2 separate regions of the Mus musculus genome follow, and region 2 is linked to region 1. Evidence: chromatin loops called from intact Hi-C (ENCODE). Cell type or tissue: heart. All regions are shown on one strand.

What was found. Hi-C counts contacts between places; a loop is a spot of excess contacts. Peaks named below come from ENCODE experiments on the same cell type or tissue, not always from the same donor. Only the 100,000 strongest peaks of a DNase experiment are listed, where the experiment ranks them.
Region 2: a loop joins it to region 1, with 2.0 times the contacts of the local background. A loop is called at or near these places in 11 of 42 quality-filtered maps.

What each region holds. Positions count from the first base shown.
Region 1 is chr6:90,807,860-90,812,859 of GRCm38, reverse strand. Iqsec1 (IQ motif and Sec7 domain 1) reads left to right here and starts at 2,737. Exons shown (of 14, transcript NM_001134384.1): 1 at 2,737-3,092. The coding sequence starts at 3,070. In heart, a CTCF peak has its summit at 2,631; DNase peaks (open chromatin) are centred at 2,649 and 3,619; H3K27ac peaks cover 1,071 bases; H3K27me3 peaks cover 1,225 bases.
Region 2 is chr6:90,654,396-90,659,395 of GRCm38, reverse strand. No RefSeq gene overlaps it. Among named protein-coding and RNA genes, the nearest start is that of Slc41a3, 52 kb to the right of the region's middle. In heart, a CTCF peak has its summit at 2,879 (motif pointing left); no DNase peak of the experiment used is centred here; H3K27ac peaks cover 273 bases.

The DNA.
Region 1 (5,000 bases):
TTCCTGCACGCATGCATATGTGCATGAATGCGTAGGAAAAGTGCCGGAAGGCTGCACTCCAGACAGATGAGAACCATTTCCACTGCAGAGATGAGCAGGAGGAGTAAGATGCGGGGTTGAGGGGAAGAGGACTATTCTTACTTTATGAACAGGCATTCTTGATGGGGCTGGTGAAGCACACGTTTCATCCCAACATTCCGAGAGGTAGAGGCAACCAGATCTCTATGAATTCCAAGCCAGCCTGGTCTACACAGTAAAATCCAGACCAGCCAATGTTACACAGACCCTGTCCCAAAAGAAAAGATGATTGTGTTATTTCTGCACTTTGCATTTTACTTACTGAAAATGTAAAGCTTCAGAAAAAGAAAAATATAGTGCTGGGGTGTGAAGTGTCTGTGTTTGGGAGACTGGTACAGGTAAAAGGGTACAGACCCTAGAGCTCCACAGTTAGTCCTGTGTCCGCCTAAAAGGGGGATGGGCTGCTGTCCCCGTGAAGAATGCCCAGTGCTGAGATGCATGGCTGCCTGCCTGGAAAGACTGAGACTGGCATATCTCCTTGTCATGTGCCAGCAGCCTTCTCTCCCTCTTCCCAAATGTTGTTATGCTCCTGCCTAGGGGACAGATGGCCACAGGTTGGAAGACAGAGACACTCTGCCTGAATATCCCTATCAGCCTGCAGGTTGGAATTTTCCAGTCTATGAGGCAAAGTCCTAGATAGGAAATTTCTGGAACCAGCCCTGGAGGCGTTTGCTTCTCCTAGACTGTAGGGATGAGATGGGGACATGGGTCCAGAAACTGGCTATGAAATGCTCTATGTCAGCCTCAGCCTGAACATGTAGATTGTTGGGTGGTCCTGTCTTACAATTCTACCCAGGGGCAGGCAGTCATGCAAGGCTGACTACCACTCACTCACACCTCAGGCATCTGGTCACAGTTGAAGTGGACAGGTGCAGTCTGCCACACCATTTCTGTGACTCTGAAACCTTGTGTGTTCACATCTTCAAAGTTGAACCAAGCAGTCTGACTCTCACTTGGTGATAGCATGCTCCTGTACTTTCTGTTGCTTCCTGAAACTCAGGAACTTCTGGGGTCTCAAGTTAAGAGACCAGCTGGAATGTCAACATTATGGAGTTTCCTTTATCTGACTGGTGCCAGGCAAAGAACATCAGGTGTGAGAACAACTGTGTGCTGCACTCAATGCTTTGTCAAAGCCTGAAAGCTTTGGCAGCTGTTTTTGAGTGTGGAGGTCTTTATCACTCACTCTTCTTTAAAATACAGCAGGATCAAGATGTGTGTGCCTCTCTGGAAGAGCAGCCAGAAAAGAGACAGGCATACAATGGATGTCATGGGTCCAAAAGGAGGACAAGAAGCAGCCCAGGATGGGGCCTTTAGAGCAGAGTGCACACAGGGTGGACAGTTCTCAATCACAGCTTCAGTTTACTCGTCTGTGATATGAGAGTGGGAAAAGCAGCTCCTCTTTAAGAAGTTTGAAAGCACAAGCACACAGGTGGGGGTGTTAGTACCCACACCCCCCCAGGGTGCCTTTATGAGCAGCTGTGGTTAATGACACACATTTCTGGAAGGACCTCTTCTGATGCTGTGGTGGTATCCTGATCTTGATAAAATACAGAGCAACTCAATCAAGGAGAGAGAGTGGACCAGTTTACCATGTGCTAAGCCTACATAAATCTGAATTATTCCTATGACAGCATTCTTCTGGGGAGGGGGGCTCTCATGGAAAGACTGGCCATTCCTAGAGCCCCCTGTATTTTGGCTACCCAGCTGCTTCAGCAGTTTCTACGCTGCATACAAGGACACTTCGCCAGATGAATGAGTTCCTCCTCATCTGGCCTCTGTCCCTCTTTGCTGTGTAACCTTCCATAAGTTTTTCATTGCCTCTGAGATCCATTTTCTCTGTAATAAAAGAACAGAACTCAAGAGTGAAGCCTCCCTCTTCCCCCAACTTCAGTGGGTCTGAGAAGCTAAAAGAATGGAACAAAGAAAATAGCCTGGCAACTGCCACCCTCATCCAGAGGGTTCACACTCTCACTACCTTCCCTGGAGGCAGCTTTGCAAGTGAAGACTCAGGCCAAAGTGCTGGCTGGGCCACCCTGTGTCTGTTAGTCCTAAATGAATGAGGACCCCCTCCACCTACCCCACCCCCCCACCCTCGTGCCTCCTCAGGATTTGATGTGTGCATAACAAGCTATGTCAGTTACTGTATGTGGTCAGCCCTCCTGAACCAGTTACACAACTGTCATGATCCCATTTTACAGTATCACATCTGAAATTCCCAGGAGACACTCTGCTTGCTGAAGTCTCATGGCCCCTAACTCCAGGACACAAGATCTCCTGAGTTCTTAGTTTAGTGGCTCCTATGTTTCCATGCCAGGGACGGGAAAGCTGCCCTGGAAAGCAATGCCATCATTACATTCTTCGGGCTGCGAGTGCATTTTAGCAACAGATTTCCAGGTTTCCAGTGAGGGCCAGAAGGAGCCACCTCATTGGTCTCAGCGCCAGGGCTCTTGGTTTTGCAGCCGCACCCACAGGGCGGCCCTGTTTGATGCTGCAGTTGCCATGGCAACGAGCACTTTGGCGATTGGTCCAGCGAGGCCGCACTACGTTGCTCCTGGAAGGAGGGGGCGCTCCTGCACTCCTGTCCCTCCTCCGGATGCTGCGAGAGCAAACCGGCACAGACACCCCCCTCCTCCAGCCCTCCCCTCCTCATCCCAGCGCACTGCCACCCCGGATGTGCGGGAGGGAAAATTCCCAAGGAAGTCCCAGGTAGCAGCGAGGCAGACGCCCCCGCCCAACCTGGCGACCATGGTGACTCGACGTCTTCCCAGGCTTCTGGGCACAGTGTAAACCCTGCGTAGGAGGACCTGTTTGGAGCCCCCTGCCACATTACATCCAGCATATCTAGATGAACCTGCCAGTCCTGGGAAAGTGACTGCCCTTGGCTTTCATTTTCTTCCTTTCCACCTCGCTTGAGCATCCTGTTCCTCCTCTGAACCACCTTGAGCCTCCTCAGCCCAGGCAGGAGAGAGAAGGAAATCAGACTTGGGCAGGATGGCTTGCCGAAGACGCTATTTGTGAGTATGCAAGACAAGTTTATCCTAAAGCCTGAGGCAGAAAGGACCACTACTCATGTTGAAGTGAGGGGCTTGGTGGAGGTGGGGTGGCTGCTCTGCAGGTGGCGTCCAGGGGGAGCAAGCTTTCGTCCAATGTTTGTACCCCTGCGGCAAAGGCAGTGTTGTTGATGATGAGGGGGAAAAGAATCTTAGTCAGCAAGTCTTCCTTGAGCTGTGAAAGTCCCCTACTGAAGCAGGCACCCTCCTCCTAATCCACATCCACAAATGAGGGTCCCAGACTCATGGCCGTGGTCTAGGCTTTTGTCAGTGCCCTTGACAGACCTATTTAGGGAAAGCTTTGATACTCAGCAAGCCCATGGCTTGCACCCAAGCCAGGTGGAAGGCCAGCAGCAGGCTGAGATAGTGGCAGGAGATGGCCTTCTCCATAGACAGGTGAAGGTGGCAGCAGTGTCCAGCTGTCAAGCACAGGTGTAATGTGCCGGTACTGAGCACCCGTCTGCTGGGCCTGATGCCAGCAGCGGAGGTGGTGAAAGTCGGGCTTAGGGTGGTGACATCACGGGACTGGGTATTTATGGAAGCAAAGCTGTGCTTAGTGAAGCCAGGCTTCCCAGGGGGCAGTGGGATTCAAATGCCAGCTTCCTTCTAGGCTCTCTGGGGGCTCTGCTGGTGCTGTTCTGGGAAGAGAAACCTTTGCCCTATGTGGGCACTCTAGGCCCTGGGGACTGAATGAGACTTGGGTCTGGTCTCAGTCTGCCCTAGTACTACCTGCTCAGTGCTTGGAAGCTGATAGAGACAGTTTGGTAATCTTGGACCTTTCAAGGTTTAAAAGCAAGGCATGACGTTCTTGAATTGGGATCAGCCACCAGGACTAGGAGAGGAGGCTTGCAACAGTTTTTAGGAGGTCATCTGGGAAATTCAAACTCTCTTCAGACTGGCTTTGAACTCCAAGAGGCCCCCAAGCCCCATCAAGGGCCCTCTGAGCCCTCCTTAGGCCTTGCCTCCTCCCCTCCTGAGAGGGGCGGATCCCATGCTAATGAGCCTGAAGGAAAGTAAACCTTGCCTGTAGCTGCATAATCAGGCTGGGCCCCTGCAGGAGGCTCTGGAAAAGCTTGTGAGTTCTTTGGTGTTTGAGGGGACCACACAGGGTCCTTGCTCTCCGTGGCAAGACCAGAAATAGTAGCGCTCTTCCTAGCATGGAACTTCATCTCACCTTCTCACCTTCGGGGAAGGTACTTTCCTGGCAGCAGCCTCCTTCCTCCTGCCACTCCTTCAATGGCACAGGAGCCTTTAGTGTCAAAAAAAAAAACTGACAACTTGCAGAGGCCACTGCAAGTTGCTGTGGAGGGAAGATGTCATTAGCATGAAATGTGACAGTTCTCACAGAGAGCAGCTGGCCCCTGGGCCTGTTTCCAAAGCTAGGGAACACCTTCTGAAAGATTTTGCCTGGACAGGAATGAAGACAACCCCTGCCCCCATTTTAAAATGGGGAAACGGAGACTGGACAAATCACCTCTGAAAACCTGGTGTGCACTGGCCTAGATGTTGGACTTTTCATGGAAAACATCTTGCCAGGAGCGCTGCTTAGAGTCCTTTATGCTTCCAAGGTTCATTCAACCTGTCGAGGGCCAGAGGCTTACATCTGAACACAGCCTTAGGCAGCCCTGTTGGCAGCACCTATATGGTCCCCCCACCTCCTTTCCTTGAAGGTCTCTCTACTCTTAACTCTTGGGGCTCTGTAGGCTGAGCTATCCCCCCCCCCTCCCGTATTCTGTTGGTATCAACCATCACAATCAAATTGGCTGGGGAAGTCTGGAAGACAGCTCAGAGGGTTTGGAGCCAAGCAGGCCTTGCTGATTTACCTACTAGCAGTTAGCAGCCTATGTTTGTTCTCTATCATAGTTCACTTGA
Region 2 (5,000 bases), 150 kb after region 1:
GAGCCCAGGGTCCTGTGGGAGATCCCATAAATCCTGAACCTCACGTAGTGTTACTTTTCCAGGTCATTCTACTCTGGTCAGCAGGGCGTGGTCTCCAGAAGATGTGACCAGGCTTGTCCTGTCTGGACACAGCTTCCCCAAAGACCCCTAAGGAACTCTTGAAGGTGCTGCGGAGAGACTTAAATGAGGGGCCAGGAGTATTCAGCAATGTCCATCATGTCTGTGTCAGCAAATGCTGAGGCTTGGGGCTCTCTCACTGAGCTAGAGGGGAAGTGGCTAATAGGAAATACCAGGGGCTGAGAGCAACATACCGGGAAAAGAATAAGAAAAACCCAGCTAGCTCAGTCCTGAAATATTTAAGAGACTCAACTCTTAATCTGCCCATCCTCCACATTGGTCAGTGTGATGTGTAAAGCTGACCCAGGATATCTCTACCCAATACACAGAACTCCCAGTGAGGGTCCAATTCCCTGTGGGACTTTCCCAGAACACCCTTTGTTGATCTCCTTCAAAAGTACCACACTCATGGAAGTGAGCTATGCAGTCTGTTCTAGGCCATTCCAGTTCTCTCCCAGGTTAGACCTTACCAGGCTGCAGCCTGTGGCCATTCCAGTTCTCTCCCAGGTTAGACCTTACCAGGCTGCAGCCTGTGGCTCTCTGGAAGGGCTGAGTTACAGAGCAGGTTTCCTGAAGCTATACTCGTCATTTGTCTCCCTTGGGGGCAAGGGCTGTATCTGACTGTAGACCAGCCTACAGCTGGACTGGACAGAATGCCCTTGAAAATGATCTGTTGTTGGGAGATAGGGATGTTGGGTCAACACCACTAGCAGACAGGCTCAGGATGTGGCCTTCATCGCACTGTTAACATCCCCAACAGTGTATCTGACCCCTGCCGACCATGACAGTGTGAAGCCTGGCTAGGGAGACATAGAAGACCTGAGGCAGGGATTTTGTTCCTGTGACCATCTGATTGCTGCAGGCTGTACATGGGTTCAGCCATTCAGCTCCAGAAGTATGCAGTCCTCACCTGCTGGCTTCAACTGCTCTGATACCTACACATCCCTTCTTAGAACTCTGCATGGCCCCTTGATCCTATAAGCCCTTCCTTTCTGAGCCCTACAAGTCCTTCCCCTCTGGACTCCTTCATAAGCCCATCTCTTCCTGCTCTCCCTAGGCCATGTCATGACACCTGTAACTGAAATGATGTTCCTTGCTAGCAAGTACATCTGTGCTGTGAAGATCGCCTAGTAGATAGTATCCTATGTACCTTTTGTATAGATTTATGACTTTTAGAGAAACCATTTCTTCCCTCTATTTCAGTTAAAGCAACGTGATCAGGGTCATGAAAGAGGAAAACTCCCATTTAAATCTGAAAGATATCCAGGCATGGCAGTACAAGCTTGTAAATCTTGGAAGTCAAGAGGCTGAGACAGGAGGATTGCTCTGAGTTCATGGCCAGCCTGAGCAACGTAGTTCCAGGGCTACATAGCAAGATTATATCTAAAAAATAAGACAAAATAAAATACAAAACCAATGTGAAAGACAGACATTCAACTTAAATCTGAAGGACAGTCCCACTACAGTTATCACAGGCTACCCTCAGAGCAGATGCCAAGGAAGATAGAATCATAATTAAAATAGCAGGTAACAGAGGAATCCTTACTTGGAGTTTCCCTCCAGCTTTTGTGAACTACCCTGGAGAAAACAACATGCAACTCCATGTACAGCTTGGCCATGCACAGCATTTAGAAGAGCAAAAGACATAAAGACCACAGGTTGGTGGGAAGACAGCAGAGTCAGGATGAACCCACAGCACAATACAGTCAAAGGACTCTGGGAGAATGCCAGTGACCTCAGCCAGCACTTACCCTGAGAAAGGGTCCTTATTAGGAGGCTGTAAAGATAAGGGTCGGACTTCCACAAGCAAGCTTTACAGTGGGATTGTACTCAGTGCACTCACTGCCTAATTACACACTCAAAGAAATGTGTGAACACCTTTAGGGCCTGAGTTCAGAGCCCCAGCAATCATGTGAAAGTTGGGCATCAGCATTACAGGAGAAGAGACACAAAGACACGAGGACCTCTAGAACTCAGGACAGCCAGCCTAGGCATATCAGTGAGCTCTGTGTTCAATGAGAGACCCTATCTGAAAGGATAAGATGGAGAGCAAGTGAGAAAGATCCTGAATGTTGACCTGTAGACTCCATACATATATGCGCACACCCACATGAACATGTTCACACTCCATATACAGAGTGAAGAAGAAGGTAACTCTAAGGCAACCTACCTGTCCTGGTATTATCAATGTAACACAACCTAGAGTCACTTAGAAGAGGGGACCTAGTTGAGGAATTGCCCAGGTAAGACTTGTTTGTGGCCATGTCTGTAAGAGACTATTTTGATTGATGCTTTGATATAGGAGGGTCCAGCCTGCTGTAGGTGACATCATCCCTAAGCCTGTGGTCCTGGGCTTAATAAGATAGCTAGCTGAGAGAGGAATCAGGCCAGGGAGCATCTTAAGAGGCACTCTTCCCTGGCTTCTGCTTCCAGTTCCTGCCTTGAGTTCCTTCCCTCAGTGATGGGCTATCATCAGGAAGTGTAAGCTGAAATAAACTGCTCTCCAAAGTTGCTTTTGGTTCTATCACAGCAACAGAAAAAAAGTAAGTAGAGCACTTCCTTTCATGAAGCCAAAGTAAACAAGCAGTTAGGGATATGAAAACAGACATATGGTAAGCTCATGGTAAGAAGAACTGAGGGCTGGCAAGATGACTCAGCAGATAAGAGCACTGACTGCTCTTCTGAAGGTCCTGAGTTCAAATTCCAGTAACCACATGGTGGCTCACAACCACCCATAATAAGATCTGGCGCCCTCTTCTGGTGCTGTCTGAAGACAGCTACAGTGTATTATTTATAATAATAAATAAATCTTTGGGCCAAAGCAAGCAGGACCAACCAGAGAGAGCAGGGTTTACTGGAGCGAGCAGAGGTCCTAAATTCCATTCCCAACAACCAGATGAAGGCTCACAACTATCTGTACAGCTACAGTGTGTACTCATATACATAAAATAAATAAATCTTTTTTTTTTTTAAAAAAGAACTGAAGGAAAAAAATGCAGTCACCTCAGGAACAATGCAACTCTAATCACCAAGGGAAGAAGGGCTAAACCAGGACAGGGAGCCAACCAGGGTAGGTAGGTGGGTTGGGGAGCACCCTGTAGAAGCTGGGGTGGGGATGGGATAGGGGGTTTCTGGAGGGAAAACCAGGAAAGGGGACAGCATTTGAAATGTAAGTAAAGAAAATATCTAATAAAAAAGAAAACAAAAATAACAGCAACAAAACCCTGAAAGGATCCAAGAGAGTGAAACTGAAGGGTGGAGTCTGAGATCAGAGCACAGGGAGACATCGGAATGCCTAGTAGTCTGTAACTGGAGTCCCTGAAGGAGAGCCATGGAACAGGTAGAATGGTGACACAAAGCTGAGGGAAAACCATTGTCCTGAGGGCTCATCTCAACAGACTGCAAGAATGGATCAAGATTCCCTCACCAAGAGAAGCTATAAAGTCATTGACCTTGGCAGATAAAGAGGACATCGACTAAACAGGACCACCAAATACAGAGAGCACATCACTGATGAAGACAGACTGGCACTGGGAGGTAAAGAAACAGAGTGAGGGTCCTATGAGCAGCCAGCACACTCACACAACTCCTGTGATGATGATTGGGGTGTGGGCTTCACTGAGCTGAGGAAATTGGGTTCATTTTTTTTGGGGTAGCCCAAGAGAGGGTTCTCAAGAAGAAACCAACATCTGACCTGGTGACCGTCTGCAGCAGATCTGTCTTACCCTGACAAGGGGCTATCAGCAATCCATGGACATCCTGGATGGAGCAGAGCCCACACAGAGCAAGAGGCCTGGTCTGGCTTCAGGTGGAACACACATCTCTTGTCCTCAGACTCACTCAAGATTCTTGCATCTGGAATTCTGGACTTTATTCCAGAGATACCTCCAATCTTTGGCTCAGGACTACAGGTCACACCCCAGGCTCCCCATGGTCTCAGGCATGTGATTTACAGCTGTTCTGGGTATCTAGTTGGCACACAGCACACCATGGGATGTTGTAGGTCCCCAGCATCATAAACCAAATTCTTAAATAGATCCCCTCCCACATATCTTTCAGGCTCCAGAAACCAGGATACACTGTAAGACACCAGAGTAGAGTAGACGTGCAGCTCAAAACAGCAACCAAGCTACTATGTCTAAGTAGAAACATGCTCAAGTCTCATCAAAAGGCAAATAGTGTAAGAGTGGCTTGCATGTTATAATGTGCCATAGTAATTCAGATCAAGACTTCCAACTCAGTGACATTGAACGCTGAGTGCCTGGATTCAGGAGATGCTCACCCAGGAAAGTGCTTTTTGTATAAGCATGAGGGCATGAGTTCAATAGCTGGAATCCGGTGGGGGGAGGGGGGGAGAAGCTAGGCTTGGGCATGTGTGCCGATATGTGCCGAGGAAGCTGAGACATAGGTCCCTGGACTGGGACTCAGCAGGCTAGATTATTTGGTGAGTTCCTGGACTGTGAGAGAGTTTTTTTCGAAAAACAAAACCAAAAAAAGTCAATAATACTTAAGAAATGACACCTAAGTTTGGCCTTTGACCTCTCTACATACATGTGTGCATGCAGCATGCATTCATTTCTATGCCATGTTCCAGCAGGATTCAACAGGTTTGGATGGGAGTCTCCTTTGCCAAGGACCTGTTTGAGGAATACCCTTAAGTCAAGAGTTGGAGTGGCCACCCAGCTTTCCATGAAATCATGACAGGTTTGGATTGGAACTGCATTCAGTCTATAATGGATCAGAGAGCCAAACTCTGCCAGCTCTGCCCCTATTCTGAGGCACACATAAGACAGCCCATAGAAAGGCTTCATAAACAAATACAAGGGCACTCTCACACAGGCAAAGATGGGGTAGGGGCAGTAGTTTCATCTTGGTGTCTAATG